Linked DNA regions of Homo sapiens: region 1 is linked to region 2. A link is a loop called in an ENCODE intact Hi-C map of the cell type or tissue named here. Cell type or tissue: GM12878. All regions are shown on one strand. Links, peaks and the distances in the headings refer to the core of each region. The heading gives the core; the rest is flanking DNA. Region 1 has its middle 140 kb from the start of RAD23B. Region 2 overlaps ZNF462 (zinc finger protein 462).

Evidence for each region. A loop is a pair of places that touch in the nucleus more often than their neighbours do. Peaks named below come from ENCODE experiments on the same cell type or tissue, not always from the same donor. Only the 100,000 strongest peaks of a DNase experiment are listed, where the experiment ranks them.
Region 1: a loop joins it to region 2, with 2.3 times the contacts of the local background. A loop is called at or near these places in 2 of 110 quality-filtered maps.

What each region holds. Positions count from the first base shown.
Region 1 is chr9:107,134,022-107,150,702 of GRCh38, reverse strand. No RefSeq gene overlaps it. Among named protein-coding and RNA genes, the nearest start is that of RAD23B, 140 kb to the left of the region's middle. In GM12878, for the core only: a CTCF peak has its summit at 8,544 (motif pointing right); no DNase peak of the experiment used is centred there.
Region 2 is chr9:106,973,289-106,989,969 of GRCh38, reverse strand. ZNF462 (zinc finger protein 462) reads right to left here. Exons shown (of 13, transcript NM_021224.6): 9 at 15,697-15,833; 10 at 5,561-5,784. It overlaps LOC340512 (a long non-coding RNA gene), which reads left to right. Exons shown (of 5, transcript NR_126029.1): 5 at 13,316-15,137. It also overlaps the pseudogene RPL7AP44. Among named protein-coding and RNA genes, the nearest start is that of ZNF462, 120 kb to the right of the region's middle. In GM12878, for the core only: no CTCF peak of the experiment used is centred there; DNase peaks (open chromatin) are centred at 6,438, 8,289 and 9,159; H3K27ac peaks cover 455 bases.

The DNA.
Region 1 (16,681 bases), core at 4,092-12,091, 160 kb before region 2:
ATCATGCTATGCGAATTAGAATGTCTTGAGATATCTCCCTTTCCTACATTCTACCTCAGAAAATCCCATTCACTGCCCTTGTGGGGAGCATCTCTATGAACCATATGATGGCCTCTTGAGCTACGTCTGATTGGACCAAAGATACGTACCTAAAATACAAGACGATTCATTGGCCAGCTTGAACCAGCAGGCTAAAGACTGTAGTAAATCAGTGGTGGATCAGAGCTGAAATGTCATAGAGACTTGAGGGGAAGTTTGAACGTGACAAAGGGAAAGCCATAGCACATGTACTTCAAAGTTTTTGGAGAACAGAGAAACCATGATCCAGGAGTGAAAGCCAGCTGTTAAACAAAGGAGCATAACTCAGCTCTGCAGAAAGAAAAAAGGATTCAAGAGCATGTGGCCTCAGAGGGGCAGGGGACAGAGACAGAGACAATAACAATAACAATAGTTGCCTGCCTATTACCCTGGGGTCTATGAGACTCTCTGTTGAATTTCATTTACTCCTCTTCTTTTTTTTTTTTTCTTTTCAGTTTGAGGGTTTCTGACTCATGCAACCAATGGTACACATTGATTATAATTCCATGGTTGGAGCTGCTATCAGAGTCTGGCCTGATGTCAGTTGTTAAAGCCAAGAGTCAAGAACTCAAGAGAGAGAGGAGAAGGAGGTCAGTCGGTCATGGTAAACTTGCTTTGACAATGCCAGAGCAGATCCAGCCCCTTCTTGAAGCTGGGGAGCTCCTATGATGAAAAGAGACAGCTGGGGGATGTGGCCTCTCCCTGTGAGGAATGATGTGGGGGCAGTAACTGCTGGGAGCTTCATTCAGCCTCACACAGGGCATCTGATCCATTTTGTCTTGCTCGACTTGGCTGATAATTTCATCTTTCAGCCAGGAGCAGAAGAGACTTGGGGAACTTCTGTTCTGGACCTAATTCTGATCAACTAGGAAAAATTGCTTGGCAAAATGGATGTGACAGGAACCTCAAGAGAGAAGAACAACATCATTCTGGGGTTTGTGAAAGCTGAAAGGATGGGAGGCTGGGCAGTTAGAATTCTAAGGCAGTGATGTTTATACACTTATTCAGCAAGTTCTTATTCAGCACAGGCTCTGGGCCAGGCAGCGTCCTTAATGCTGGTACTACGACATGAATAAAGCAAAATCCCTACCCTCAGGAGGCTTCTATTTGATGGTAAGCAAACAAAGAACAAAACCATTTCAGATAGTTTTTAAATTCTATGCAAACAATGAAGCAGGGTAATGGGACAGTGAATGGGAATTGGTTGAGTCTAGATCAGGTGGTTTGGAAGTCCTCCCTGGTGTGGGATATTTAGGCTGAAACCCAGGTGACGAGAAAGAACCAGTTATACAAACAGTAAGTTATGGAAGAATCAGCAAATGCAAAAATCAGCTGGGGAGATCTGTCATGGTGTGATCAAAGATCGAAAGCAGCAGAAGCTTTTCCTAAGAGTGATGGTGGCTCTGAGAGATTTGCAGAGGAGTGTTTCCATTACAATACTATTGCATTTGAACTTGGACCATCAACTTGGTGATCTTGGGGAATATTCCAGTATAGAGGATGAAACAGATTGTTCATATGCACTTAGACCAAAATTGATGGTCATTAGCGTCCAGCTTATCACCACAAACAGAATTAGACCCTCTCCACATTTTTTAGAGGGTCAGGTTTAATAGACTAATAGAGCAGCGGGAGGCAGACACAGTGTACTGTGATTTCAGCAGACCATTCGATGAGGTACCTCATGTTTTTATGGACAAATTAGAAAAATAATGGTGGCATTCTGGTTTAGCCAGCTAAATGGTTCCAAAGGAAAAACAAAACAAAACAAAACAAAAAACAGGGTCTTGGAGAAGAGGGTCTAAACTTGATATGTGTTTCTAGAAGATAAAACCAGGACCAAAGGCTGGAAATTATGGGAAAGCAGATTTTAACTCAGTATAAGGCTGACCTTTCTAAGAATAAGAGATGTCCTGAAGCTGCTTTGGAATTAGGACGAAGATGAGTAAAATTGATGCAGCAGATGGTGAATGTTTGGGGGACTGGTCTCATCCACCATGATAATCTAGGATTATAGATTTAGGAGAAATAACTGAACAATTGTTTACGTGCCATTTTCTCTCTGTAGTTTAATAATGATTTCTCTCTATAATAAAGGCTGTGCCAATCACCCAGGTGAGAAACCTCAGCCTCTTCACTTACTCCTCCCTCTCCTCTGGCCCTGACATTCCATCCCTTTGGACTCCTTCTCCTCATTCCCACAACCTTTGCCCTGGTGCAGACTCCCACAGTCTCTGAACTATTGGGGTGGCCTCCCGATTGCCCTCCAGCTTCTGCTCTTTTTTCTCACTGCTTGTGTGTGGCCTGAATAGCACTTTAAAAAACTGATATCACATCAAACCCCTCTAGTAAAACCTCTACTAGTTCTTCTTTTCCCCCAAAAAGTACTACACAATCTTTGGAATGTTTCCAAGGCTCTGACCTCGTTTAATGCACATCTGCCCTGCTCCACCCATGCTGTGAAAGTCCAGCCTCTCAGGCTCTCTCCAATATCACCTCCTCTAAGAAACCTCCTGTTTCCCTAATCAAGGGTAATTCCACTTTCACACTTATTCCCACACAATATTCACCTTAATTAAACAATTCATTCACTCTTTATTTTATTCATATATTGTTTATTCTTTTAAATATCCACTAGTGGTACCAACTATGGGTGATCTCTATGATCGGTGCTGGGGAAAAGTGAGCTAAGGTGAACACTGTTTATGTGGCAGGTATTACAATATATGTTTCATATTCATTATCTCAACCTTCATCCATCTCTTTGAGATAGTTACTATTATTATCCTTATGTTAAAGATAAGGAAACAGAGGTTTATAGAAGTTAACCATCTCACCCAACTAAGTTCATACAATAGGCAAGGGTTTGGGCTTGGATTCATACCCAGGCAGTCTGACGCCAGAGTTCAGATTTCCAATCAGTGCAGCAGCTGTCTCTCACTCCAGATGAAGGGGCATAGACAAAACCTTGCCCTGAAAGAGTTCAGAGATTTTGGTGCTTCTTGCTGCTGAAGGTGTAATTAGTATTCACTTATTTGTGCTTCAGACTATACTTAGCCATTTCCTTATCCATCTTATCCACTGGATTATAAGCTCTTTGAGGACCAAGATGGCAGCATACCATCTCATCCATCCCCACTTCCCAGGCACAGTTATTTTCATTACATTTGCATATTGAGTTAATAAATCATTAAATGTGTCAGACCAACTATGCTGCAAGTTTTCCTTGGTAATAGGATTTAATTATATCCCGCTCTGGGCCCTGCACAATGGGGACATTGACAAGCTGGTGCACATTCACCAAGAAAGTGGAGGGGGCTGTTTTGAATGCTATTTATAAACACTGCCTTCCTTGGCATTTATTTGGAATGTATTAAAATAACCTGTGAATGTGTTAGAAGATCTTTCTGTTCCCTACTTTATAAATGATTGTTTCAGTCTGAACAAAGCAGTTCTTTTTCCTTCGTATGTAGCATAGTGTTTACATCCTGATAATCATATCCTACTAATAATAAGGAAGCACATTACAGCTGTTAAAAATGGCATGAAGAAATAAGTTTGCAAAGTCAAGAGGACAGTAGGCACAGTGGAGTGAAGACACACGCCACTGTGCCCAGTAATTGCTTGTGTTGAGCATTTATTGGGAGCTCGCTATGTGCCTGGCATAGTGTTAAGAGCTTTCCATGTATAAACTCATATCATTACCTATTTTATAGTTATGGGATGCAGAGGCACAGAGTGGCTTAACTACAGGTCTTCACAGGTATTTACCACATTCTATCATTAGTATGCTTGACTTTCCATTGACAGGTTCTTTGGCGGCAAAGATGTTTGGTGCACCTGTATACCTTGGAGCCTGGCAGAGCAGAGAAGAATCTCACTGCACAGGCAGCAGGGCCCCTCTCTTCCTGCTCCCCTGAGAAAAGCTCAGTGAACACAGTGGCCTTGTTCTGCAAGGAAGACCAACACAATATTCGGAGGCTGACCCAGGGGAAGTTCTAAATTAAGCAGAGTATTTCCCCCATAGAATAAAACAAGGTGACGTTGTTGAGTGCAGAACCAAGATGTGGAGTTAGATGGTTGGAATAGTTAATGGCCTCATCCTAAGTGGCCACAATAGGTATGATCTTGCCCATGGGACCAGAATCCTCTAGGCATGTGGTAAGACTTGTTTGAATTTATTGGAAGAGCCACTGCCTCTGGTCCACCTTTTTATCATGCTCCTATTTCCCAAAAAGTCCCCTTTGGTTGCACCATCTCCTTCTTCGGATCTGTTTAGTACTTTTCTCTTTTCCTTTTTGTTTTGATCCCAGACTGGAGTACAGTGACATGATCATGGCTCACTGCAGCCTCGACCTCCCAGGCTAAGTGATCCCCTTGCCTCAGCCACCTGAGTAGCTGGGACCACAGGTGTGTGCCACCACACCTGGCTAATTTTTAACTTTTTTGTGGAGACAGGGTCTCACTATGTTGCCCAGGCTTGTCTCAAATTCCCAGGCTCAAGAGCTCCTCCTGCCTCAGCTTCCCAAAGTGCTGGAATTATAGCCAGGAGCCACCGTACCTAGCCTTTTTAAAACTTTTAATCAAACTCTTGCTCAGCCTGGGCACTTTTCTGTCTCTTTCATGTGAGTTTGCCTATCTCTGCTTTGATCTGTAACATGTTGATTTCACAGTTTTAATCTGCAGAGGGTTACCTCAGTCTCCTTATTTTAAATTGTCTTTTTCCCCCTTCCCTCACCCCTAAGGGTGAACTATATTATTATCCCCATTTTACAGGTGGGAAGGAACAGAGCCAGGTCTTCTGACTTCAAGCCTAGCTTCTCCCCCTGCCTCCAGTATCAGCACCACTTCAACAGTTCAAAGTACTTCCACTGGGGCCATTTCATTGTGCACATATAAATATCTTCAGGCGATGGCATGGCTACCGCTACAGCCTTTATGCAGGGCTGTGAACTGCTAGGTACCCAACCCAGGACTGCTAGGTCCTTCCTACCTCCTGGCTGCTTTGGTTCTTTCCTGCATGTTGAAGCTGAGCAGCCTCTAAGCCAGCCCCTTTCTTTCCTATGCAATGCGCTGATGGGTTTCAACTAGATGCTGGCCCTTCATCATGCAATCTTCCTCTGCTTGGCTCTGAGATTCTCCTCGTTTGGCCACATTTTTTCTCTTGTATACACAGAAGCCTTCTTGTACACCACCCCCAACAGTACTTATAATCACCTCTCCCGAGACCACATCCACACTGTAGTTTCATCTCTAATTCATTGTCTTCCTTTCCATCCCTCTGCCTCCTTCACTTTGCTCCTGCCCTGAGCATGTCTTCCCCTCTCAATGCACACCATTTCTCCACGTATTCCAGGTTGGCTGGAATCCTCTTCCTGCCTAAACAGTATGAACCTTCCTTTTCTCTGCCTGTTATTTACCTCTTGATCTGGGAGCACATCCCATTTATTATTAAATTTCATTTACACAGACCTCAGGCTCCTGTGTGTGATTTCCCGGCTTTCAGCTGATTGGATACCTTTTTTTCTGTCCCCAATTGCAAGCAGACGTTAGTAATCAACACAGAGGTTTTCTGGTAATCAAATTAGACAAGTGGGACTCTGCCTTTATTTTCTTCTTAATCACTGGGCGTGATAGTAATAATGTCAGCTCGAATAATCTGGCAGTGTGAAAATCTCTCCATGTTATTATTATTTTTTTTCCCCAAATCTATCTTAGTATCACCCTGTAGCCAGAGAATGCAAACCATGTTCTCATCCAGACTGGGCTTAGAATCTTTGTTGTGGACAGTGTCAACTGCTTCAAGCCTGGGTGAAGCTCATAATTGGATGGTAGTATATCACACAGGGATTTTTTTTTTTAATCCTTAACCATAGCTGGTAATGAGTTTATGCCCTGCAGCTACAGTCTTGATAGCCCTTGACATTTTCTCTTCCTTCAGGAGAGAGGCTACAGCTGCTGCTTAGCCCTTTGCTGGTGAGTGGACCAGCCTTGGCTGGAGCAGAAGAGCCGACTGCCACTCCTCCAATTCCTTAGGAGACCTGGGCCAAGTCACTTTTCTCAGTTGTAAAATAAGGGCTCTCATCTCTCAACTTACTGTTAAAGGCCAGAATAAGAACTGGCCTTTATGAACAAGGTCTTTGCCCTTTTAACAAAATTGCCATTGAAAGTTTATTCAAATGTTGCTTGGCATGACTGACACTCAAACCAGTGATTCCTTTTTACTAAAAAAAGAGGTCTATGTGACTTACTGTGTTTGTCTCTTGCCCTTGTTGTCTGGAACCTCTGAAATAAGTGTGTGCTCACTTCCAGGGCCCTCACTCAAGAGTATTTCTGACATAATGACCACATTCGACCCCCCACCCTCCGTCTTTATTACCCACCACTTATCTCTTTACCTAAGTCTCAAAAGTTTTATTTTTTGATATGTACCTCCTCAAGTTTTAAATGTAAGGAGATCATCAATAATAAAAGCAAATTTTAATGCCTTTCCCCCCCCCCAAAAAAATAAGGGCTCTCTCTGATCTCTGACTCTCTCCACTGGGTTGCTGAGAGACAATGAGCTCGTGTTTCTGGAGCCTGTAAAGCCACTTACATAAAGATGCCATCTAGACGGTGAAGTGTGTATAGAAATACAGTGATTAGTAGATGGTGAAAATAACAAACGTGAAAGCTTGAAGATGAGGCGAAACTCCTTGGGTCTTTCTGCAGCAGGCACAGAGCTCTGGCTTTCTGATATAACTAAGTTGTCCAGGGGGTAGCTGCAGGCCCTGAAAGGTCACATGTCCACTAAAGTGCCTGGAAAAGGAGAACCAGAAACCAACACAGAATCTGTGCGTACTTAGAACAGCGCTGCGTTGAATTCATGCTGCTGTGGTGGAGTGGAGACTGCACTAGATTTATAAACAAACAAAAAATCAGATATTTCTCACTTGCTGTTGATGTTGGGCAAGTCATTTAATTTAACCCTCATTTTTTTTTTTTCTGTAAAGTGGGTATAATACTACCTCAGAGGTTGTTTCCAGGGTATAAGGAAGAGGAAGGAAAATAATAATAATAATAGTAATAATAATGATAATGATAATAGTGGTTTTTAAACTAGATTTCCAGAAAAAAGGAAAAGCCCTGATGTATTGCATTTGCTGATTTCTATGGTATAAGGACTCACACCATGGCTGATTTCAGGCTACTAATGGTTTAACCACCGACTGGCAAGATTCCTGAATATTTCACAATTGGCTTTTGTGAGCCAGCTCACATAGATACCATGTAGCAAGTGCTTTGTATATTCCGGGCTTCTCATATATTATTTCATTTCAACTTCACTGCTACCCCACCAGGTAGTTTTAATTAACCCCTATTTACAGATGAAGAAATTGAAGTCTGAGATATGAGAAGCAGTTTATATAGGATTTTGCAAACGGTGGAGGTAAATTTGATCTAATTTTAGAATTCATGCTCCTTCCTCCATGCCAAACTAAGTAAGTGTGGAAATACATGACACTAACTCAAAGGATTGTTTCCAGGCAATAAGGAAGAAGAAGTGCAGCATATTCCAAACAGAAGGTAATTACTCTCCTGTCTGAGATGTGGGCAGGCTAGGTTCTCACTCCCAAGTCTCCGGGAGTTTGCCCTGGGCTTTTATAATGGCTTTTCAGAACCATGAAGAATATGAACCAGCCCAGCTTTTTTCTCCTGGTCAACAAACCCTCACGTGGAAGGAGGGTTCCACTTCTGCTTCCACTTCTTTATTGGGAACTCTCACACAGTTTTGTCAGAGAGGTATCGGGCAAAAATATTCCTAGGAGGCCATTAATTAGTCCTGGGAAGTAAGACAAAGCCAGGATTTGGCCAAATTCCAGCAGACTGTGCTGTCCTCCAAAATGGGAAAAAGAACATTCCTTCTGAGATAGTGCTTATTTTTGAACACTGGGGCCTGGCCCAAGTGACTTGCAGAGCAGAACTCCATGGAGAACTCTGTGTCCACTCTCCCTGGTGGCTCTCCCCTTTGCTAGCCCTGCCTTTGGATCCAGCCAGCCACTGACATGTTCCCTCCTATGGAGTCATGATCCCCAACCTCCAATGGGCTTTTAGGACTTCCTAGGAAGCTGTCCATGTGGCCTAGGTTTCCACGAAGCCTCTCCCATTCCCCATAGGGGCTGTCCCCAAATTCTCCCACTCTTCCTGAGACCTTGCTTTCTGCTTTTCCAGGAAAATAGAAGAAGAAACACCCCCAACAACTTCCTTCCATCCTCAATTCTGACTTCATCAGAGTTCTCAGCCTTTCTGCCTAGTTTCCCTCCCAATTCAGGGAAAGAAGTTTCTTTCATCGCGTGTGTATTAGTCTGTTCTCATACTGCTATAGAGAACTGCCAGAGACTGGGTAATTAGTCAAGGAAAGAGCTTTAATTGACCTGCAGTTCCTCAGGAAACTTACAATTGTGGTGGAAGGTGAAGAAGCAGCGAGTGCCTTCTTCACAAGGTGGCAGTAAAGAGAGCTTGAGAAGGAGAAACTGTCAAATACTTATAAAACCATCAGATCTCATAAGAACTCACTCACTATCACAATAACAGCATGGGGAATACCGCCCCCATGATTCAATCACCTCCCTCAACACATGGAGATTACAGGTCCCTCCGTCAACACATCAGGATTACAATTCAAGATGAGATTTGGGTGGGGACACAGTCAAACCATATCATTATGGAAGACCATTTCCTCTACCAGTCCCCACTTGCTGACCCTTCTTCCAGGACCAGCAAGAATCTCACCTTATTTTCTCCTAAATTTCAACTTCTCTCTACCAACTTTTCCTCCTCAACACAGAAGTTTATTCAGGTGTTTTCTCATTAAAAAATCCTTGTTCAAGCTGATATTTCATTCTAGAAACACCCATTTCTATTTTTCCTTCATGGCCAGACTTTGGGCAAGGGTTATCCAGTGTCTCAGGGTTTCAACTCACTGCAGTTGCCTGCAAAGGAATTCATCTGAAATATTCCATTTGAATATTGGCCATTTCCAGACCTGGTGAGCCCTCCCTAAACTCTAGCTGACTTGGCTTATCTGTAGCGATGGACAGTGTTGACTACTCACTCCTTCAAAGTGTCTCCTCAATTGGCCTCAGTGATACTCCTGTGTCCTGATTATCCACTTTTTTCTTGTTTCAGTTTTTCCAAGGGACTGTGAACTCCCCGCTCCCCAGGATTTGAATGTTGATTTCTTTAGAATTGGGTCTCCGGCTTTCTCCTTACTTTCAATCTGCTTTCCTTAGGGATCTCATTCACTCCAATCTATGTGCTGGTAACTCCCAAAATCTCATCTTCAGGCTTGACCATTTCTTCGTGATCCACATGCATATATTTATTTCCTTATGGGACATTTCCATGAACTCTCCAATTTCAACATATCCAAAATGGAACTTCTATTTCTTCCTCCATTGGCTTCTACTCCTGGGCTTCTCATTTTATGGAATGGCTCCACCATCCACTTAGTATCCTGAGTAAGTAACCTGGGTGTTATCCTCAACTCCTACCTTGTCCTTACACCTCACTTTCTGTGATTCTTCAGCTTTGCCACTGAAAAGCTAACCATTGCCCCGCTTTCCACACTGTACATTTTGGAAGGAAGTCTCCATGCCATACGTGTACTTAAGGAGTGAAGAGTTATGCTCCCCATTTTCCTGACTTTTTGTTTTTCTTGAGATAGGTTCTCACTCTGTCACCCAGGCTAGAGCACAGTGGTATAATTCTAGCTCACTGCAGCCTTGACCTCCTGGGCTCAAGCGATCTTCTGCCCCGGTCTCCCCAGTAGCTGCAACTACAGGTGTGCACAAAATGCCTGGCTAATTTTTAAATTTTGTGTAGAGAGTGGGTCTTGCTATGTTGCCAAGGCTGGTCTCACACTCCTGGCTTCAGGTGATCCTCCCACCTTGGCCTCCCAAAGTACTGGAATTACAGACGTGAGCCGCTGCACCTGGCCCTAACTTTTTCAAGTGATGCAAAGAAGTAGGGAACAGGTGGTGGCAATGGTGCCCATGACAGCATCTGGCGTGCAGTGCTGGTGCACAGCACCCCATACCTGGTGTTGGCAGCAGTGCGTTTCATTTCAGGCAGCTCCTATTCCTGAATATCTTGTCTGCTTAGCCGTCCTTGGCTCTTGCCAATTTTCAGAACCAATTCTCTAGCCTTCCCAGTGATTTGTAAACATCCAATGTTTCTTTCTTTAAATACCTTTTCTGCTTAAGTCTGAGTCCATTTCTCTTGCTTGCAGTTGAGAATCCAGACTGAAAAATCTTGTAGATTCAACTTTTAACATATCTCTTGACTCTGACATCTTTTCTCTATTTCTGTGGTGAAGAGACTGCCAACTCCACCCCCAGAATCTATTCCCCTCATATACCTTTGGATAATAGAACCCCCTGAGTTTTAGCTGGGCACGTGGCCACCCTGCCATGGACTACATTTCCTAGACTTTCTTTGAGCTAAGCATGACAGCAGTGATAAGTACAACCACATCTCCTTAAAGCCAAAGCTGCTTGCTGCCCTGGACTTTCTTTCCCCTTTGTTGCCGGCTGGGAAATGGCAACAACTGAAGCAGCAGCCTTGGATCCAGCAATGGCAGCCACATGTTGGGTTTGGCAGAGCAGGCCAGCCAGCTGGATTTCTGGATGATTTTGCAAAGCAGAGATATCTGCCCACCGTCAGCCACCCACCTAGCTTTGGCCAGAATTGTGGGAAAGAAATACACTTATATCTCATTTAAGCCACTGTATTTGGACCTCTTTCTTATAATAGCTTAGCCTGTATCCCAACCAATACCCGATGCTACCTCATTTGTCACACAATTTTATGGAGACTTTGCATCCCTTACTAGAACTACTCAACAGCTTCCTTGATGATCTCGTTAACTCCAGTGTTCCTCCCAACACTAGTCTATCCTCCATGTTGGTGGTCTCCAACATTTTTGGCACCAGGGACCAGTTTTGTGGAAGACAATTTTTCCATGGATAGGGGAGTAGGGAATGGTTTCATCAGGCATTAGATAGATTCTTATATGGAGCAGATAACCCTTGCATGCGCAGTTCATAGTAAGGTTTACACTCCTATGAGAATCTAATGCCACTGTTGATCTGACAGGAGCTGGAGCTTAGGTGGTAATACTCACTCACCTACAGCTCACCTCCTGCTGTGCAGCCCGGTTCCTAACAGACTGTGCACGGGTACTGGTCCATGGCCCCTGGGTTGGGGGCCCCTGCTGTACGTTTCCTGCTGAAGGGATATATCTAAAATTCAAATCCACTTGGAGAAACTTCCCATCATCCTTTAAGACCCAAATTTATTAGAATAAGACATGGGATCTGTATGATCTGCCAATCCTCTGTCTCTACTCCCCCTAGGCACCTATCGTTCAAATCATGCACAGATCACCTTGAGGTTCCCTGGTCATGGACCGCGATGTTCTGACTCCCGTTTCTTTGCTTGAGTGCTCCTTCTGCCCCAAACACTTTTCCCTTTCAACTGCCTCACTAACTCTTGCTTTTCTCCCAGCTCTCAGCTCCAGCTGAGAGTTCTTCTCAAGACATCTTCTCTGGCCCCTCCTCACCCCAGGCTGTGTTTTAGTTCCCTTGTGTGTACTTTCACAGCTCCTTGGGAGTCCCTAATAGCACTCACTAACTTGGTTACAATTTATCAGCCTGCTAGCCTGAGCTGCTCTCAGAGCTTCAGAAAACCAACTGTAGTCACTGTTGGACCATGTTTCTCCCAGCCAGAGGCCATCCTCCAACACAGGAGCAATGCTTCTCCACAAGGACTTTGCCCACAACAAGGGCAGCAGCTCATGCTGACTGCCAAGATCAATCTTACTGTCTGCCCTAGTGACATCCAGATCCCAGTTTTCCCTTTTCTTCTTTCAGAGAGCCCATTCTTCTCAGCTTGCACAACTGATCAGAGGTGGGGTGACTCGCTAAGTTACCAACTCCCAGCCTGAGATTCTACTTGCATCGTGCTCAGCAGTTGCCAGTAGCAGTCTCCAATGTGTAGATGGCAACCAGCATAGATCCTGGGCAGTGATGATGTGCGGTCACCAGCCAGAGAGGCAGGTGCTGGGAGCAAAGGGGAAATAGAGCAGAGCGGGGTGGATGTCCAGCTTAGTCTCTGCAGCTCACAGTGCTAGCCTGTGATTTCACAGTTGGCTCTACAAAACAGGCAGTGGGCCAAATTTGGCCCACGGAATGTAGTTTGTTGGCCCCTGCCCTAGATAATCAACAGAACAATAAATCAAGCCCTGGTTTGTAGTGTTTGCCAATTTCTGTGGTACAAATACTCCCACCATGGCCAATTTCAAGTTGCCAACATGACCCCACTGAATATTGGGCTGGGAAGACACGCAGTAGCACACGATTATGTAATATTTCCACCTTAAAGATACAATACGCGTGACCTCAACATCAGAGCTGACAGTAAAACACAGTGAAATAATAATGATTTTTGAGTATTTATTACTCTTGTTTATAATGATTTACTTACTTGTAAATTTCTATGATTTAGTATTTAATAATAGCTGAAAATTTAACAGTCCTTGGTCCGTAGCACACCACTGCGCTGGGTCTCTCACTACTCCAGCCATATGGGAGGGAATCGAGAAAAGACACCCAAAAGAGAGATCTGACACAGATCTCTTGACATGGAAGCTTTGACATAGAAGGTTTAAACTCTTCTATTCCTTCCACTGAAGACTTTATCTCCTAGGCAATGTCCAATTGGGATCTTAGTCTCACAAAGATGAGATATTTTTCCTTCGGGACAGAGTGAAAGGGGTTTTTGAGCACCCCCTAGTGGTTACAGTGTGTCACCAATATGAACTCCACATATTCTGTGTTCTTTTGCGTTCTACTCCCATTAGGTGCTGTTGGCCGTGTACCTACTGTGTGCCAGGTACTTTTTTGGAAACATTCTATACGTTTTATTGCCTAATATTTACAGCAAACTTGCAAGTCAACATTCTTGTGTAAATTTTACAGATAAAGAAACTAAGGCTCAGAGAGGTTAAGCAACTAGCCCAAAGGCCACACAGCTAGGTCACATCAGACATAGCATTCAAATCCTAGAAGTGGCTGCCTCCCAAGCTTTGTACTGTCTTTTGCTCCTCTTTGACATCTTTTTTTTTTAACTTTTATTTTAGGTTCAGGGGTACATGTACAAGTTTGTCATGTCATGTGGGTTTGTTGTACAGATTATGTCATCACCAGGTATTAAGCCTAGTAACCATTAGCTATTTTTCCTGATCTTCTCCCTTCTCTTACCCTTTGCCCTCTGACAGGTCCCAATGTGTGTTGTTCCCCTTGATGTGTCCATGTGTTTTCATCATTTAGCTCCTACTTATAAGTGAGAACATGTGGTTTTCGGTTTTCTGTTCCTCTGTTAGTTTGCTAAGGATAATGGCCTCTAGCTCCATCCATGGCCCTGAAAAGGACATGATCTCGTTCTTTTCATGGCTGCATAGTATTCCATGGTATATATGGACCACATTTTCTTTATCCAGTCTATCATTGGTGGGCACTGGAAGACAACCTAGGCAATACCATTCACGACATAGGCACGGGCAAACACTTCATGATGAAGATGCCGAAAGCAATTGCAACAAAAGCAAAAATGTGACAAATGGGATCTAATTAAACTAAAGAGCTTCCGCACAGCAAAAGAAACTATTAACAGGGTAAACACACAACCTACAGAGTGAGAGAAACTATGGATCCTTTGACACCTTTAATTCCAGTACACAGCCACCTCAGAAACAGAGGGGAGACTGATGTGGCAGGCACACTGGATGTCACGGCCTTTGCTTCCCTTCTCTGTTTCTCAGTTAAGTGGACAGTGGTTCTGGAGAACTCAGGCATGGGAAATACATGTTACAGAAGGTCATTTACAGAAACAAATGAAACCCTCACATTTCAAAGGTTCAGGAGTAAACTGGACAAGCAGACAAATCCAGTATGGCAGAGACAGGCCTTGCAGCCTCTAGGAGCTGTGTGTTGATCACCGTGCTATAATGCACATCTCTTGTCTCATAGTTGCCCAGTTGAGGTGGACTTTGACTTATGACATGGTTCTGCCACCCCATCCCACTTCATGGGCAAGTTAGGGAATATCCCTGATACCTTAGCCTCGTCAGATAGGAAAGCTTTCCAGAATAGACTAAAGGTGGAGGGGGTAGTGTATCAGTTCCTTATTGCTGCTGTACCAAATTACCATAAGCTTTGTGGCTTAAAACAGCACAGATTTATTATCTTATAGTTCTATAGGTCAGAAGTCCAACCCAGGTCTCACTGGGCTCAAAGTAGGGTGTCAGTAGGGCTGTACTTCTTGGTGGAGGCTTTAGAGGAACATCCGTCTCCCCGCCTTTTCCAGCTTCCAGAGACCACCCGTATTCTTCAACTCGTGTGCCGCTTTTTCCACCTTCATAGAAACATTGCCTCTCTCTGACTCTGCCTCCATAGTGGCAGCTCGCTCTCTGACTCAGCTGGGAAATGTTCTCCACTTTTAAGGACTCCATGTGATCAGATTGGGCACGCCCAGATAATCCAGTATAATCTCCCAATTTCAAGGTTTGTACCCTTAATCACATCTGCAAAGTCTCTTTTGCCCTGTAAGGATTTGGGGATTAGGGCATGGACATCTCTGGGGGTCCAATTTGCTCCATACCATAGAGGTTAAAGCAAACAACAGAACAACAGCTAGAGAGCACTGGATGTTCAAACCAGGGAAGCTAACATTCACCCTCAAGGGACTAGAAGTGGGAGACAGACTTAAGAAATGTGTACATTGGGAAGACAAAGGAGTAGACCAAAGAGCAAGGACAGAGCCAAGACCAGACAGAGAGGGTCTGCAATAGTTGGAGGACAAGCAGGGAATGGTGGAGTCTAACTTGTATGTTTACTGAGTACTGACTGGGCCAGCCTTGACTCCGTGGGTAATGGGAGATAATATCTTACCATTTTTTTTAACCTAACAGTTTTAAATAGGGGTAAGACCTGATCAAATCTGTATTGCAGAAAGAAAAGTCTGATGGCAAGACTAGGGGGTAGATTGGAGGTGCCAACCCTGAAAGCAGAGAGACCAGTTACAAGAAAAGAGGTGATGAGAGATTTACCCAGGACTGTGGCAAGAGAATGAAGACACGAGACACTTCCTGGGAAGTCAGGTGATGGTGCAGAGGATGCAAAGCAGTCGGTCAAACTGGGGGCCCATTGCTCCTGAGTCCTTCCTCCCTTTCCCTCTTGTCATCCCTTGTCGCTTGATCATATTTTTTATAGACTCCTTTTATTTTGACTCCACCCTCAAAGAGATGGGCACACTCAGGATTAGATGTTCATTCCATATACATTCACCCTCACCAGTATCTACCTCAAACACTTGACTCCAGCCTCTGCTGACCCAGCTCCATCCAGCTGGTATCTCCTTGTACTTCCAGACACTAGATGGGGAGGGAGGTAGGTTGAATCTTCAGTGAGGCTTCGCTGCACTCTCTGATCCTGGGTCTAGTGACTGGGACCTCCCTGCTGGGGCCCTTGAATGCTTCTCAATGATCTTTTGCTGTTCATAGGGGATGCCCTTGGAGCACCTTCCCAGGCACACATAATCTGTCTTTTCCCAACCATAGGACTGGCCTTCTGTCTTGGGTCCCACTTTCTGTGCGTTTCCTGCCTTCAGAGGGTTGGGGTGCAGCTTCCCACACCTGGATTTCCCAATAGTCATCAAGTGTTCCTCACTCCAGGGCAGTAGTTCTTGAAGGGTTGTCTGTGCACCTCTGCAGGGTCACTGAGATCTTTTCAGGGAACCCTCAGAGTCAAAACTATTTTCACAATAGTACTTAGATATCATTTGCCTTTTTCCGTTCTCATTCTCTCATATAGTAAAGTTTTCCAGAGGGTATTAAAATAAAATGTGTCAACACCTGGAGGATCTCTGTAAATCCTGGAGTCGGGACTTTCCAAATGACCAATGCGTGATATTACAAAACACGCATGTGCAAGGCCAGGTGCGGCGGCTCACGCCTGTAATCCCAGCATTTTCAGAGGCCAAGGCGGGCAGATAGCTTGACTCCAGGAGTTCAGCACCAGCCTGGGCAACATGGCCAAAAACCTGTCTCTACAAAAAATACAAAAATTAGCCAGGCATGGTTGCACACGCCTGTAGTCCCAGCTACTAGGGAGGCTGAGGCAGGAGGATCACCTGAGCTCGGGAGGCAGAGGTTGCAGTGAGCTGAGATGGCACCACTGCACTCCAGCCTGAGTGACACAGTAAGGCCCTGTCTCAAACAAAAACAAAAACAAAAACCAACCAGTCAAACAAACCCAAAACATGCATGTGTAAAAGAACCATTCAAAACACAAGATAGACCAACAAATTTTAATGTTACTGAGTATGAAAAGTTTGTTGATAGGTATTCAGATGTCACATTGCAACTAATTTCTTTTTTTTTTTTTTTTTGAGACGGAGTTTCGCTCTGTCGCCCAGGCTGGAGTGCAGTGGCATGATCTCAGCTCACTGCAAGCTCCACCTCCCAGGTTCACGCCATTCTCCTGCCTCAGCCTCCCGAGTGGCT
Region 2 (16,681 bases), core at 4,637-12,636:
TAAAATTGATAGACCATTAGCAAGATTAACCAAGAAAAGAAGAGAGAAAATCCAAATAACCTCATTAAGAAATGAAATGGCAGATATTACAACTGACACCACAGAAATACAAAAGATCATTCAAGGCTACTATGAACACCTTTACGCACATAAACTAGAAAACCTGGCAGAGATGGATAAATTCCTGGAAAAATACAACCCTCGTAGCCTAAATCAGGAAGAATTAGATACCCTGAACAGACCAATGACAAGTAGCGAGATTGAAATGGTAATTTAAAAATTACCAACAAAAAAAGTCCAGGACCAGATGTATTCACAGCAGAATTCTACCAGAATTGGTACTCAAAGGATTGGTAGCATTACTTTTGACACTATCCCACAAGATAGAGAAAGAGGGAACCCTCCCTAATTCATTCTGGGAAGCCAGCATCACCCTAATACCAAAACCAGCAAAGGACATAACCAAAAAAGAAAACTACAGACTGATACCCCTCATGAACACAGACACTAAAATCCTTAACAAAATACTAGCTAACCAAACTCAACAACATATCAAAAAGATAATCCACCATGATCAAGTGGGTTTCATACCAGGGATGCAGGGATAGTTTAACGTACACGAGTCAATAAATGTGATACACCACATAAACAGAATTTGAAACAGAAATCGCATGCTCATCTCAATAGATGCAGAAAAAGCATTGGACAATATCCAGGATTGCTTTAAGATTAAAACTCCCAGCAAAATTGGCATACAAAGGACATACCTTAATGTAATAAAAGCCACCTATGACAAACCCACAGCCAACGTAATACTGAATGGGGAAAAGTTGAAAGCTGTCCCTCTGAGAACTGGAACAAGACAAGGATGCCCACTCTCACCACTCCTCTTCAACATAGTACTGGAAGTCCTTGCCAAAACAATCAGAGAAGAGAAAGAAATAAAGGTTATCCAAAACTGGCAAAGAGGGAGTCAAACCATCATTGTTTGCTGATGATATGATCATTTACTTCAAAAACCCTAAGGACTCCTCCAGAAATCTCCTAGAACCGATAAAGGAATTCAGCAAAGTTTCCAGATACAAGATTAATGTACACAGATCAGTAGCTCTTCCATACATCAACAGCGACCAGTGGAGAATCAAATCAAGAACCCAACCCCTTTTAAAATAGCCGCAAAAAAATAAAGTACTTAGGAATATACCTAACAAAGGAGGCAAAAGACCTCTACAAGGAAAACTACAAAACACTGCTGAAAGAAATCGTAGACGACACAAACAAATGGAAACACATCCCATGCTCATGGATGGGAAGAATCAACATTGTGAAAATGACCATACTGCCAAAAGCAATCTACAAATTTAATGCAATCTGCATCAAAATACCACCATCATGCTTCACAGAATTAGAAAGAACAATTCTAAAGTTCAAATGGAACCAAAAAAGAGCCCAGATAGCTAAAGCAAGACTAAGCAAAAATAATAACTCTGAGGACATCACTGATATGGTTCAGCTCTGTGTCCCCACCCAAATCTCATCTTGAATTGTACTCCCATAATTCCCATGTACTGTGGGAGGGGTCTGGTGGGAGATAATTGAATCACGTGGGCAGTTTCCCCCATACTGTTCTTGTGGTAGTGAATGTCTCATGAGATCTAATGGTTTACCAGGGGTTTCCGCTTTTGTGTCTTCCTCCTTCTCTTTTTGCCTGTTGCCATCCATGTAAAACAGGACTTTCTCCTCCTTGCCTTCTGCCATGATTGTGAGGCTTCCCCAGCCACCTGGAACTATAAGTCCAATTAAACCTCTTGCTTTTGTAAATTGCCCAGTCTCAGGTACGTCTTTATCAGTAGTGTGAAAACAGACTACTACAATCACACTATCTGATTTCAAACTGTACTATGCTGTTCCTCACCAAAACAGCATAGTACTGGTATAAAAATAGGCATATATACCAATGGAACAGAATAGAGAACCCAGAAATATACCCAAATACTTATAGCCAATTGATCTTTGGCAAAGCAAACAAAACATGAAGTGGGGAAAGGACACCCTTTTCAACAAATGGTGCTGGGATAATTGGCTAGCCACATGTAGGAGAATGAAACTGGATCCTCATCTCTCACTTTATACAAAAATCAACTCAAGATGGATTAAGGACTTAAATCTAAGAGGAGAAACTATAAAAATTCTAGAAGATAACATTGGAAAAACCCTTCTAGACACTGGCTTAGGCAAGGACTTCATGACCAAGAACCCAAAACCAAATGCAATAAATACAAAGATAAATAGTTGGGACTTACTTAAACTAAAGAGCTTTTGCATGGCAGAAAGAATAGTTAGCAGAGTAAACAGACAACCCACAGAGTGGGAGAAAATCTTCACAATCTATACAACTGACAAAGGACTAATATCAGAATCTACAATGAAATCAAACAAATCAGTAAGAAAAAAACAATCTCATGAAAAAGTGGGCTAAGGACATGAATAGACAGTTCTCAAAAGAAGAGATACAGATGGCCAACAGACATATGGAAAAATGCTCAGCATCACTAATGATCAGGGAAATGCAAATCGAAACCACAATGCAATACCACCTTACTTCTGCAAAAATGGACATAATAAAAAAAATTTAAAAAATCCAGTAGATACTGGCATGGATGCAACGAAGAGCGAACACTTCTACACTGCTGGTGGGATATAAACTAGTACAGCCACTATGGAAAACAGTGTGGTGATTCCTTAAAGAACTAAAAGTAGAACTGCCATTTGATCCACCAATTCCACTACTGGGTATCTACCCAGAGGAAAAGTCACTATTCGAAAAAGATACTTGCATATGCATGTTTATAGCAGCACAATTCACAATTGCAAAATCATGGAACCAACCCAAATGCCCATCAGTCAACAAGTGGATAAAGAAACTGTGATATCTATCTATCTATCTATCTATCTATCTATCTATCTATCTATCTATCTATCTATCTATCTATGATGGAATACTACTCAGCCATAAAAAGGAATGTATTAATGGCATGTGCAGCGACCTGGATGAAACTGGAGACTAGTATTCTAAGTGAAGTAACTCAGGGATGGAAAACCAAACATGGTATGTTCTCACTGATATGTGGGAGCTAAGCTATCAGGAAAAAAAGCCTAAGAATAATACAATGGACTTTGGGGACTTGGGAGGAAGGGTGGAGGGGGGCAAGGGATAAAAGACTACAAATAGGGTGCAGTGTATACTGCTGGGGTGATGGGTGCACCAAAATCTCACAAATCACCACTAAAGAAATTACTCATGTAACCAAATGCCACTTGTATCGCAATACTCAATGGAAAAATAATTTTTAAAAAAGACCGTGTCTAAGATGCAAAGTATAATTAGTGGTTTTGTAATATGTTTTAGGTCTTTGGGAACACAGCTGCCATTATGATAGGTACATCTATTATTATATTTGAACACAATTCAATTAACAAATACTCTAAGGAATGTATTGGGTCTCAAAGTGGAGGAGATACAGGACTTCATTTAATCTTACAAAACTTCTGAGAAAGGTATAACAATTCCCATTTACGAACTGGAAAACAGACCCAGAAATTTAAGTAATTTGTTGAAATATGCACAGTAAATGGTGGAGACAAGATTAAAACCCAGATCTTTTTGGTTCAAAAGCTCTTAATTGGGCCCTATGTTCCTGAGCAACTCATTTCCATGATCCATACCTCAAAGCCTCAGCCTTCCGCCCACTGCTGAGGAACCCTCTGGTTCTATGGTTTCTAACATTTTCTGGATTTCCTCAGTGATTTGCAAGCTACCGTGCAACAACTAGAGAAGAATCTTCTTTCTGATTTGTTCTGTCTGAAAATATCAGCCCGGAGGCTTAAACACTGTAATAAAAAGGTCTGAGGTAGTTACGTAAATAAGATACATGTGAATAATTATAGAAAGCTTTGTTTGAAAAAGATGAGTAATTTACCCTTAAGTTTGGGGAAGAAATGCCCAGGAAGTTTGAAAAAGAAAGGATATGAAAAATTTTAAGTGAGGTAATTCAGGCTTTTCCTCTTTGCTTCATTTTCTCGGGCAGACACATTGGAAAATAAGTGCATTCCAAAGCAGAGAAGTTACCATTAAACTGGTCCATTGTGGACAGGTGACAAAGCTCAGCCTTCTCTCTCAACACCCCACAGAACAATTCTAACCCATGGGTGCAGATGATTCAGACTAAATTCTTTATAATGTGGGTTTGTAAGGCCAGAAAAGAAGGACTATATTTCCACTCATGAGGATACAGAGCAAGGAAAAAGCAAACAATATCAAAAGTGCTTCTCCTTGTGCCTTCAGTAAATACTCAATAGATATTTTGGACTTGTTGGCTAATTAAAAAGCATTTTGATAGGCTCTTGTCATTAAACAAATACTAATTATAGCTCCTTCTGTACTCTGGGCAATACCAGAAATGATCATCTCAGTTCATGAGATGCCAGATGAGCCCTGTGCAGAGTGAGGAAGTTGTCCTGTGTGATTTCTACCCTCTGATCGGCAAACCTCTGGAAGAGAATTTTTTTTCACAAATCCTCTATTTTATGTCCTGTACTAATGTATTCATTCTCGAGTCTCCTTCCTCCCAAAACATATATTTTACAATCCTTATAATGTTCAGACATACTGGGTAATGCCTTGACAAATCTTTGTAGTTAGCAAAATATTGGAAACCACCTACACGATTGAGGAACACAGAGGTAATTCTATCAGAACAGGGGTTGGCAACTGTGGGCCCACAGCCTGTTGCCTGTCTTTGTAAATAAACTTTTACTGGAACATAGTCATGTTGGCTCATTTATGTATTGTCTATGGCTGCTTTCTTTCTTTTTTTGTCGCCCACGCTCCAGTGCAGTGGTGCTATCTCACTTCACTGCAACCTCCACCTCCCAGGCTCAAGTGATCCTCCCTCCTCAGCCTCCCAAGTAGTTGGGACCACAGGTGCACACCACCATGCCTGGCTAATCTTTTGTATTTTTTGTAGAGATGGGGTTTCGCCATGTTGCCCAGGCTGGTCTTGAACTCCAGCATGGCTGCTTTCTTAATTGCCACAAAGACTACATTTTAGGCCTGCAAAGGCTAAAATATTTGCTCTCCGGTCCTTTATAGAAACTGCCAAACCCTGTCATTTAAAATGTATTAACATTTCAAATAACATAGCAAAATACTTCTTTTAGAATAAGCTTTAAAAAATGTAAGGTATCATGTTTTATGTATAGTATAATCACAATTACGTAAAACAAATGAAAGTGGGTCTAGAGAACAGACCAGAAATGTTCAGCATTTGGACTAGTGTGGTAGAATTATGGGTGATTTCCCTTCCACCCAACCTGTGTTTCGCAATTTTTAAAAATGACCTTACGTTTCTAATAGAAGAAACTAGACCTCACTTTAAAAGCTCTTTGAGTCCACATCTCCATCTGGTACACAGTGGTCGTGACTAAATGCAGTGGTGTCTCCCCCTTGGCCCCTCCCCACAAGTGTGCTGAGGCGGGAGCAGGAAGTCCTGGTAAGTACCTTATGCTCATCCCGAAGGTGGCTGTCCAGTTCCTCCGTGTGCTTGGTCTCATAGTAGCAGAGCTGGCATTTGTAAGGTTTCAGTTCATTGTGCTTTTCTATATGTTGCTGGAGGCTCTCATCACTGGAGCAGGTGAAGGTACACTTATCACAGCGGAAAACTACTCCCTGCAAGTATTTGGACAGTTTGGACCGGCAAACTTCAATGGGGACAACACGCTCTTCTGTGGAAACAAATTGAATGGAAAGATGGGAATTTTTACTGATGGCAAAACAGAAGTTCTTTCTTTGGAATACAAGAAGAAACTCACCCAATCTTGCTGCTCCTCGTGGATCTGGTTCCTTGAACTGACACACATGCACCCTGCCCCTCCCCTAACCCCCAAACAACATATTCCTCAGGAATGAGTGGGTGTTTTTAAGACCAAAAGCTCTTTGTGTACTTAATACCCAGAATGACCTATAAATAGAGGTGGGGTGGGCTAGTAGGTGCTTGCTAATTCCTGAATGGAGGTGATTAAGGCAAGGGGGAGGAATAGAAGTAGCTGCAATTTTTACCAACATTAATGATTACTGACAACAACCATTAGCATGCCTTCCTTCCTCAGCAAGTGCAACTGAGGCTGGACTTACAGATGTCTTTAATGGGGAAAGAAACTGACATTCACCAGGCACCTATGTTCTGGTACCTTTCTATCAGCAACTTTATGAGGCTGGAGTTACTCTCATTTTTACAAATAAGTACAAATGGGCAACAGAGTCTTTAAGTAACTCTCCAAAGGTCATAGACATTGCAGTTGGCAAAGCAGAGATGTGAAACCAGGTCTGCTTAACTGTAAATCTATTATTTCTCACTATTTCCAATTCCATTCTCATTTCCCCTTCTAAGGTATTCTCAAAGAGACTCTTCCCTCCTTTTGAAACTAAGGGGATTTCTCATCTAATATCAAGTCTGAAAGCAAACCTGTACACTTTCATTCACTAAAACTCCAACTATGAAGAGCTCACAAATGAAATGACTGCAGGCAACAATCGGGGGAGGTGGGGTTGCGCAGGAGACAGGGAGGATTTGTGTCTTTTTAGACAGTCTGTAATCTGATTGTCAGAGGGAAAAAATAAAAGAGAGAGAGGATTTGGGTGCTTTTCCCGTTAACATACCAAATGCTGTAGGGCTGGAAATGCGTGTGCTTGTTTATTTTGCACTCTCTCACCCTTGTGTTTAACTGCTCAAATTAAATTTCACACCAGTCTGCCCAGAGTATCAGCGCACACGCCAGATATCCATAACTGGGATAAAATTAAAATCTGTGCTATTTATGCAAGAATCAAATATAGCATGTGTTTTCATGCTGTGTCTGGATTTCAGAAGACTCAGAAAGTTTACAAATGGACGCACACAACATATACTTATATTATTTAGAAACAGCAATGTATTATTAAGTCAAGAAAGCATGATTTATTCCCAGAGTCACTGAATAGCAATGTTTCCAGGGCATCGGTACGTTGTACACCGATGCGACTCACTCTTTAGAGTCCTCCCTTTGTTGCTGGCCAGTGTGCAGGCTCTAGGGAATTTTCCCCACCCAATGTCATGCCTTAGTCTCAACCACAACACTCTGATTGTAGGGCAGTCACTGCCTTGGGAGTCCTTGAAGGCAGCGATTAATCGGCCCGCAAAATGCTGGGCAGAGGAAGCGTGGAAGGTGGTATCTGCAACATACCCCCTGGAGCTCTAATGCATGTTATTTTCCCTATACAAAGAATCAGTTGCTTATTTAGAAATATAAATATTTTTAAACCCAAGTATAGCAGACAGCTAAGAAACACATGATTATAATGTAATCCACACATTTTTTTAGAATAGCAACTGTTTAAGTCCTCTAACCATTCAGTTGTATGGTTTGGTGTAAACGGAGAAAAAAAAATGCTTTGGCATAAACTAGTAAATCTTAAGGAGCTCATGCTAGGATATTCTATTCTTGTAACTCAAGGTTTCTAAAAAGTAGCATTATTGAAATTTTGGGACAGGATAATTCCTTGTTGTGGGGGGCCAGCCTGTGCATTGCAGGATGTTTAGCAATAACTGTGGCCTCTACCCACTAGGTGTCAAAAGCACCCCCTTCTCTCCAGCTGTGACAACCAAAAATGCCTGCAGACTAACACACTCTGGGGAGGCAAATTGACCTCAGCTGAGAATCACTGCTCTAAGCAAAGTGCCAGGCATTAACTGCAACTACGCTGGGTAAGGCACTCATGGACAGAACCCATGAACAAGCTAGTGTCAACAGCAAGAGATGGGGCATGCAGGCTGAACCACGGGGAACTGCCCCCATGCTGGGGATATGCCTTTAGACCTTAGGAGTTCATGGGAAGTGTTGACATGAACTTTACTGGCATCTTCCTTGGGACTGCATCCCCCTTGCTCTCTCTACATTTTAGTTCCTCATTTATATGTTATCATCTCTACTGTTTCTACTTTCATTCTTTGGCTTTGCCCTGTCCTGCCTGCCTTGGTTCCGTTGACCTCTACGGTGAAGAAGAACAGCCCGGTATCATTTTTCATATAATGATGTCCCACACGCCTCAAAGATAGTCATTCAGTGACTCTCCAGTCTTCACTTCTCCACAATTAATAATCAGTTCTTTCAAACTTTTTTATGAGCCTCCTTTTCAATTCCTCTACCACTTAGGTTGGTTTTCTTTGCAGTTTCCAATTTCACTATGTGTGTCTAAGTGAATTTTACACAAAGTCATGAATAGTCAGAATAACACCCTGAAGTTCAAGTAATTATTCATGTGAACACCACTGCAGACTATTAAGTGCTCGCTACGGTTCAAGCACCGTTAGGTGTTCTACCCTTGACATAACTTTTTGTTCTCATAACACCCTGCAAAGTCAGTTCTATTTTCTTCAGTTTGTTGATGTGGAAACCGAGAACTGATCAATTAAGCTACTTCCTCAAAGTCACACCTCTGGTTCAGCACAAAGCTGTGACCTGGGAACACAGGTCTTCTGATCTCTGCCAGGGCCCTCCTCTTGGACCCCTGATAAGAACTCTCCAGTCTGTATGTGTGTGCTTATAAGCCTTTCATTCATAATATTTAAAAAATGCAAAAGCTACAGATTTCTAAGGTAACCCTTTATATCTGAATGTCTTTCAAGCACCTTCTACATTTGAGGAAAGGGTCAAATCCCTGCTGAACTTAAATCTGAAATCTAGAACTTCCCATTTCCAAACTAAGACAATGCCAGTCTACCAAATCTCTTAATTATGTGAGTTTTTACTGAGATATTAATTTTAGAAAAAAAGTTAGCTTTTTCCCCTTTCTAAAAACATGGTTAACATGACCAAGATAAAAATAAAAAAAGACAGACTTTAAAAGGTGGGCAAATGACTGACAGTGTTTTCTGAATGAGGTCATTCATTCTTGAGGCAAATGAAAGACATAAAAGTTAAAAACTGGAATGGTTCCAGGTATAGACTGGGCTCTGCCTTGGTTACAGAAGCTCAGTGCTCAGGGCTTTTTCTATGGGGGCAGTGACAACTGTGGGTCTTTTTGACTTCACACCTCTCAAAATTACCTTGGGTGAAAACTCAAGGCCTGAATCACACTCATTGTGACTCAGCTTCTAGCACTGGCTGCAAAAATATTATGACTTCACCAGTTCAACTACAAGATGGATTGTGTCTCTCATCTCCTCCTACTCAAAAGATGCTTGGTGCTGCAGCAGGACATAAAACCGAAGAGGTTGGGCCCGAGAGTAATGTCACATTGAAGCACATGTGTACTAAGGTGCAACAAGAGCTGAGAATAGCATGCTTTCAAGCCTCCATGGAGGTCAGTGGAAAATTCTGCACAGCTGCAATACAGAGGGTTCACTTCTGCTCAAATTGGCGAGAAACCACACCACTGCAGAGCCCAGATTCAACTAGCAAAAATCCTTCCTGAAAGGCACACCACAACATAGGTGGGTTTCCTTCCCAGAACATGCCAAGTCTACATGAAGCAATGAGATTGGAAGTTCTTCACTCCACCAAAACTTTGCGTGCAAATTGCCACTCTAGAGGACTGAGTCCCTCTTTGCACCAAAGCAAAGAAGTGACAAAGTCTGAGTATTAGAGAAAGCTATGAAGAAAATAACATTATTTTTATATAAATCATCCCAAAACATAGCCATAAATAGACAAACATAAACACAAGCAAAACAGTTCCTGGTAGGAAGTATGAGGTTTTGATGTTAGCCAGGCTGCCATCCTCAAGCTAGAAGGAACTGGAAATGGCACCTCTAATTCTATCAGGCAAAGGTATTTGGAGAAGTTGAAAGGAAACATGTAATTTCACTGAATAAAATTAAAGATTGGCAATCTCACTGTAGACTTTATTCTCAAGAAAAATGACACTGATCAGATAAATTAGGGGAGATTATTTCCGTTCCCAAGGCTCCCACTTGCAAGGTTCAGTTAAATGCGGCATTTGTCTATGTATTGGGAAACAGAAACTTTAAGTTAATATGCCAATTAAAGACCCATAGCAGTGATTACATGGTTCCAAAATTACAATGTAAATATGTGGCAAAACTGTGTTTCATCCCTAAAATCTGTGGCCAGTTTTTAAGGCTCACTATGGATGTGCAAGATACATATACATGGGCAAAGCTAAGCATGAAACATTGTGCTTCCAATGGTGATCAACTCAATAGGAATACCCTCATAAAACTATTATTCACCTGTTTTTTAGTCTCTCTTCTCGTTCAAGTTCAAATTCCTTCAGTGCAGAAACCTTGCCTGACTCTTCATGGCTGTATCCCTACAGCTTAAAACAATGCTAGAGCTTTCTCCTCCAGCTGCCCAAGATGTCAAAAGAAAAAAAGGCCAAGGGGAAGAAGACGGCCTTGGCTCCTGCTGTCATTAAAAAGTAGGAGGCCAAGAGGGTGGTGAATCCCCTGTTCGAGAAAAGGCTTAAGAATGTTGGCATAAGACAGGACCTCCAGCCCCAAAGGGACCTTAGTCCTTTTGTCAAATATTCCCACTACTTCTGGCTATAGTAGTAAAGGGCTACCCTATAAGCAGCTCAGAATGACTCCTGTGATTAACCAATTCACCCATGACTTGGACCCCTAACAGCTACTCAACTGCTTAAACTGGCTAGAGACAAAGCAAGAGAAGAAGATTGTTGGCCTGCATTGAGAAGAAAGCTGCCAGCAAAGGGAATGTCCCCACGAAGAGGCCACCTGTCCTTCCAGCAGGAGTTAATACTCTTACCACCTCAGTAGAGAACAAGAAAGCTCAGCCGATGGTGACTGCACATGATGTGGATCCCATGGAGCTGGCTGTCTTCCCGCTTGCCCTGAGTCCTAAGAAGGGAGTCCCCTATTGTATTATCAAGGAGATGGCCAAATTGGGGTGTCTAGTCCACAGGGAGATCTGCACTACTGTTGCCTTCACACACATTAACTTGGAAGACAAAGGCGCTTTGGCTAAGCTGGTAGAAGCCATCAGGACCAATTATAATGACAGATATGATGAGATCCCACATCACTGAGGAGGCAAGGTCCTTGGTCCAAAATCTGTGGCTTGTGTTGCCAAGCTGTAAGAGGCAGAAGCTAAAAGACTTGCCACTAAACTGGGTTAAATGTACACTGTTCAGTTTTCTGTATATAAAAATAATAAAAAGTCTCCTTCAAAAAGCCAAAAACAAAATAAGGCTGGCATATAGTGGGTGTTCAATAAATATTTGTTGCATGAATGAAAACCTACCAAAAGTCCTACCACTGACTTCATCCTTGAAAGAGAAGTTCAGGGCTTAATTTTTCCCTAGTTAAACTCATCAAATCATGGTCAATCTCACCAAACGTTGATCTGACCTAAGTTCACAGTTCCTGAATGAGATGGGTCTACCAATCCTTTGCTTCAACCTTTGCTAAATTAGTATTCAATAAGTGTCTCATCAGTAACCTGATCAGAATTTGTCCTGGCTTCCCATCTGTCTACTGACTAAAGTTCCAACTTCTATATTAGTATCCAGGCGCTTCATACTTTGGCCAGAACATACTTCTCTGGTATGCTTCCTATTCTCTTCAGGACCCCGGAAATGTCTAATAACATTCTGCAAACATGTCTTGCTTCCACCGACCTCAGTGGTTTATTAAATTGTCTCTTCCCTCGTGTAGTGGGTTGAAGAGTGTCCCCCATAAACTTAAGTCTACCTGGAACCCCAGACTTTATTGGGACATAGGTTCTTTGCAGATGGCAATCAGTTAAGGCCAGACTAGATTAGGGTGTGCCCTAAACCCAATGACTAGTGTTCTTATAAGAAGAAAAGAGGGCACAAAGAGATACACATAGAGAAAAAGCCCATATGAAGATGGAGACAAACATGAGAGTGATGCAGCTATAAGCCAAGTAGCGTCAAGGAACGCTGGGAGCTGTCAGAAGCTAGGAAGAGGCAAATAAGGATCCTTCTCTTGTGCCTTCAGAGGAAACACAGCTCTGTCAACACCTTGATTTCAGAGTTCTAGCTTCCAGAACTGTGAGAGAATACATTTCTATTGTTTTAATCTACACATTTGGTGGTCACTTGTTACAATAGTCCTTGCAAACTAATATGCCCTGCCTTAAGTCTTCTCTGCCTGTTGAAATGTTATCATGGCTCAGTTTGAAAGCCACCCCTCTCTACTACAAACAGAAATATACCTAGATACCCATCACTCACTGTCTTGTCTATACTACGCACATGCTCATCTCTGAGGAGAGTGGGTGCTGGGTCTTATGTTCCCCATTTTGCCCAAAGAACCAAGCATAGCGTGGCACGTAACAAGCAAATAATGAATGTTTGCTGAACACATGAGTAAACATCATACTCTCTTTTGCTGTGGCCAACATAAATCCCTGATTAGTTCATATTCAGATTTCCCATGAGCGAAGTAGATTCTCTCTCTACTTAAATATATCAATTTATACAGACAAAAAGCAATGGAAACTCTATTTCTGCCAGCAGTAGTTCTGTCTCTGGGCCAGTTCAGAAGTTGGTTTTCTTGCTTTTCATCCCACATACTTTAATTAACTAAGACCTCAGAAAGATCTTGTACTGTGGACCTGAGAGACCAAGGATGTCATGGATAGAGCAGGAAGAGGACAGGTGCAGAAGGAGCCATGTCTTGTTACTTTGAGATCAGCCCCAACTCAAAATTGCAAGGCAGACATGCAGCTCTGTCTCTCGACTTGTCAAGGTCAGCTTCCTACTGAGCTGCCATTTTGAGTAGAGATGGACACCAAAGCCAGGCCGGGACACAGATGGTATACATGGCTGTCCTGAGGCACTCTGCTGCCTGTGGATCCGTGGACTTCCCCTCTGACCTCCTCTGATAATTCTGTCTTTGAACTCAGCCGCCACAGCTACTAGAACACTCAACAGGGTGATACTACCTCTCTCAGGGTGAGAGAGTGACGCCTGGTGGGTAAAGGCAAGAGCTGTGGGTCAGACAAGCCTGGGTTTAAATCCCAGCTGGATTACTTACTAGACATTTCATGTTCGTCAAGTTGTTAGCCTTTCTGAATCCATTTATTTCCTCATCATGGGGGATAACAGTCATCCACCACATAGGATTTTGTGAGAATTCTATAAAATGACATACTGTAAAGCACTTAGCACAGTACCTGCTAGGCAAGCAACCGGCAACAGTAACCATTGTTGTTATTATTGTTAATGTTGTTATTATTACTATTAATCCTCAAATGCTCATGTTCATTTCAGATGGATGTTTTCTGACCTTGATAAGGACTCTGAAAATGATCCTTACAAGTAAACAGAAGAGACCACAAATAACCAGTGACAGGTAATGTGATGAGACATGGGATCAAAGGACTGCGATTGACTGCTTACCAGTTGGGTGACTTTGAGTGAGTGATTCCAGCTCTCATGTGCCCTGCAAAACTTACTATTGTATTTATGATGGGCACAATATGCACTACGTCACACACTGTGCCCTTCAGGAAAACCTGCTAGACAAATTCCTCTAGGTTTCAGTGTCTAGGATTCCTGAAAATTTCCTGAATGACAGTTCAAAAAAGTCTAACAAGCAGTTGAAATCTGGTTGCTTCTGTGGGTTTCTTTTCTACCATGGTAGGCAAGGAATCTCAGGGCGAAATCTGCAGCCCACTGTGAACAAGGGCATGGCACCTCATGGTATCCACTGGGTATCCAAACTCTCAGCTAGCTTTTTCATACTTAGAGGTGAACTTTCCACTAGTTTCTTCTTATTTTGCATTTACCCCAATTTCCTTATTTGTTTTTAAACCTATAGTTCGGCACACACGTCTTTAAGATATCTTAAAACCTTTGTGAAATGAAGTAGATGGCAAATAAGTACATTAAATTATTTTAAAAATAGTTTGTCTCACTCTCAAGTTTCACAGGCATACAACGGGAATAGAGTAATAGTATCCTTCACAATGTTGCTGGAAGATGAAGTGACTGTGCGTGTAAGCGGCACTTTGTTGAGGGTAGAATGCTATGGGAGTATTTGTGGTCGTAGTGTTTAATCTCTCTTTGCTTCCCCCTTTCTTGTGTTCTCAGCTCAGGGAGGGAAAGTCATTGAGCTTGTTAGGCATCAAAGCTCTGTTCCTGCCAGGCAGCAATATGGGAAAAGAAGGGAACCAACCACAGAAAGTGAAGACTCGCCATGTCTGCTCGGCAGCAGCCCTGCTGATGGCCCCTTACCAAGCTGTGATAGGGCACAGAGCCACCGCAACACATGGGCTGGGGGACCGGAAGCCAGGTGACTGAGGCGGAACACCAGGCGGGACCACTCGGGCCAAGAATTCCTGCCTAAATGTTCCTATGATACTTCTCCCAGCTTGCAGGTGGACATCCTAGCCAGCAACGATCTCATGTCTCATTAGAGTGCAAGGGGGAGGAGGGAAATCTGTGCATGTTAAATGTCCAGCCTTCCATTGAGTTTGCATGAACATGGGTGAGTATGTCACAAATGTATTGGCCAAAGGCAATGGCTCAGGGGCAATGTGAGGTGTGTTGCCAATGGCCCCCAAATACTCAGCATTTCAGAGTGAGTGACATCCCAGCAAGACAACAGATGACACTCATTGCTTTTGAGGCATATGTGACAAATATTGGAAGGCTTTCTAAGGTCAGAGGCGAAGGAATGAAGATAGGAGGGAAGAGGATGAAAAGAAGGGATGGAGAGAAAGAATGAAGTAGATGGAAAGATCAGTAGAAACACCAATCAAGACTGGCAATGAGTACTCCAGTAATCTTTTTCTATCCACCTGTAGCTTGAATCTTTTCAGGACGAAACAGATTCTACATATTTTTCCTTCCAATGCAGAGGAAGGCTGTTGTTTAACAGTGTTTTAATTGGCCAAGGGTAAATGCAACTCAAAGAAAGACCGAAGTGGACTTAAAAGAAGTATCACTGTTTATCAGCAGGAACCAACATTTATTGAGCAGTCATTATGCATCCATTATGAAAAACCACTGGACACTTTACCCATTATCTCATAGGTACAATCATCTCTTTTAATGGATGGAGAGGTTAAACACAGTGGGCTCTAAAACCAGAATTTAAATCCAAAGCCCATGGATTTTCTAATTATTATTAGAATATATAATAGAGACTATTATTAGAATGTATAATATACATTATTTTAAAGAATTCTCTCTCCCTTCAACCATTTCAAGGGAAGTTCCATGTTCTGCTTTGGAAATCATTTTGGTCTTCTTGAAAGAATCTCTCACAGCCATAGAGCTCTCCACATTTCACATTTGCTTTCACCCACCCATTTTGTTTCTTGTTCATTCCTTCTATGCAGTCTACGCAAGGCTGTGGGTGGCAGAATTGTCAGAATGTACAAATCCCCCATGCTGGGAAGCCCTACGGAAATGTTCACTGCAGAATCCATCACCTTTGCCTCCCTCCAGGTGGAGGAAATACTCCCAGCAGGAAGGTGTTTTTGCCCTTTTGGCTGTCACTGTGGTTATCACTGTGGTTTCTTGCCTGAAGATAAGGTGAGGAACAAGGCACAGGTGCTACTGCCACTCTGAGAGAGCATCCCTAGAAGGCCATCTCTGCTGCCTGCCCCCCGCTGCATCCAAGAAAACCAAGTTAGAAAGGTTACCTCGGTGCAGCACGATGTGGTCAATCATGTTGCGCTTGTATTTGGTGTGATAGAGGCAGAGAGGACAGCGAAGATCTTTGGGGCCCTCCTCGGGAACTGCTGAGTGCCCAGCTTCCACGTGCATAGTAAAAGCAGATCTAGGAGAGAGTTTGGGAGGAGAGGTGATGCGTGTAACCAGGGATCATTGCATTTTCACATTTCCTGCTGGCAAACCCGTTATATATGTCCAAGTGCGGCTCTCCTGCTTGTGGGGCTAAAAAAAAATCTGTTCATCATGTTTGTTGACCACCCAGAAACTTGGTCACTCAACCGAATCTGAACACTGTCAAATGGTAGTAACTTCTTTCTGGAAACTGTGCCCTGGGCTGGGTTCAGAGCTTAGTTTGAAAAGAAACAAATTCCCCAAACACCTTATTCTTAAAAATTGTCTGTTAAGAGTATCAAAACAAAATCCCAAAAAAGGAACTATTTTTCATCATGCTTGGGAGGAGAGAGACTATTTTAAAGCTAGGTTGACTTAGAAACTGCCTGTATAATTCTTCACAGGTAAGGGGGGGAGGACAAGTTGTCCAGGAAGTCAATCATCATGATTGATGATTAGGTAAACTAAGTGGTGTTGTACCAGCTTAAAGGTGGAATGGTACTGCTGCCTCTTCCTCCATCCTTTTCAAATCTTCAAAATTTGCAAAGCCTTAAATGTCTCATTAAAATCGATAAAGCCAAGACTTTAATGGGCAGGGACCCTTTCTTGTGAACCCGAGTGTTGCTCTCTGGAGAAAGTGTCTGCCTGTCTGTCGGCCCTTGCCCTCTGGGGTCCTCTAGCCTTCTCTCAGCACCAAATCACAAATGTATTTATCTGAAAAGTAACTGGAGCAAATTAATAGAGATAGAACACACGTTCCATCAAATCCCAGCTACTACGATGCTGGTGGGAAAGAGACTTCTTCTTCCAATTCTTCTTTTTCTTTGGACATGAAGCCTAATT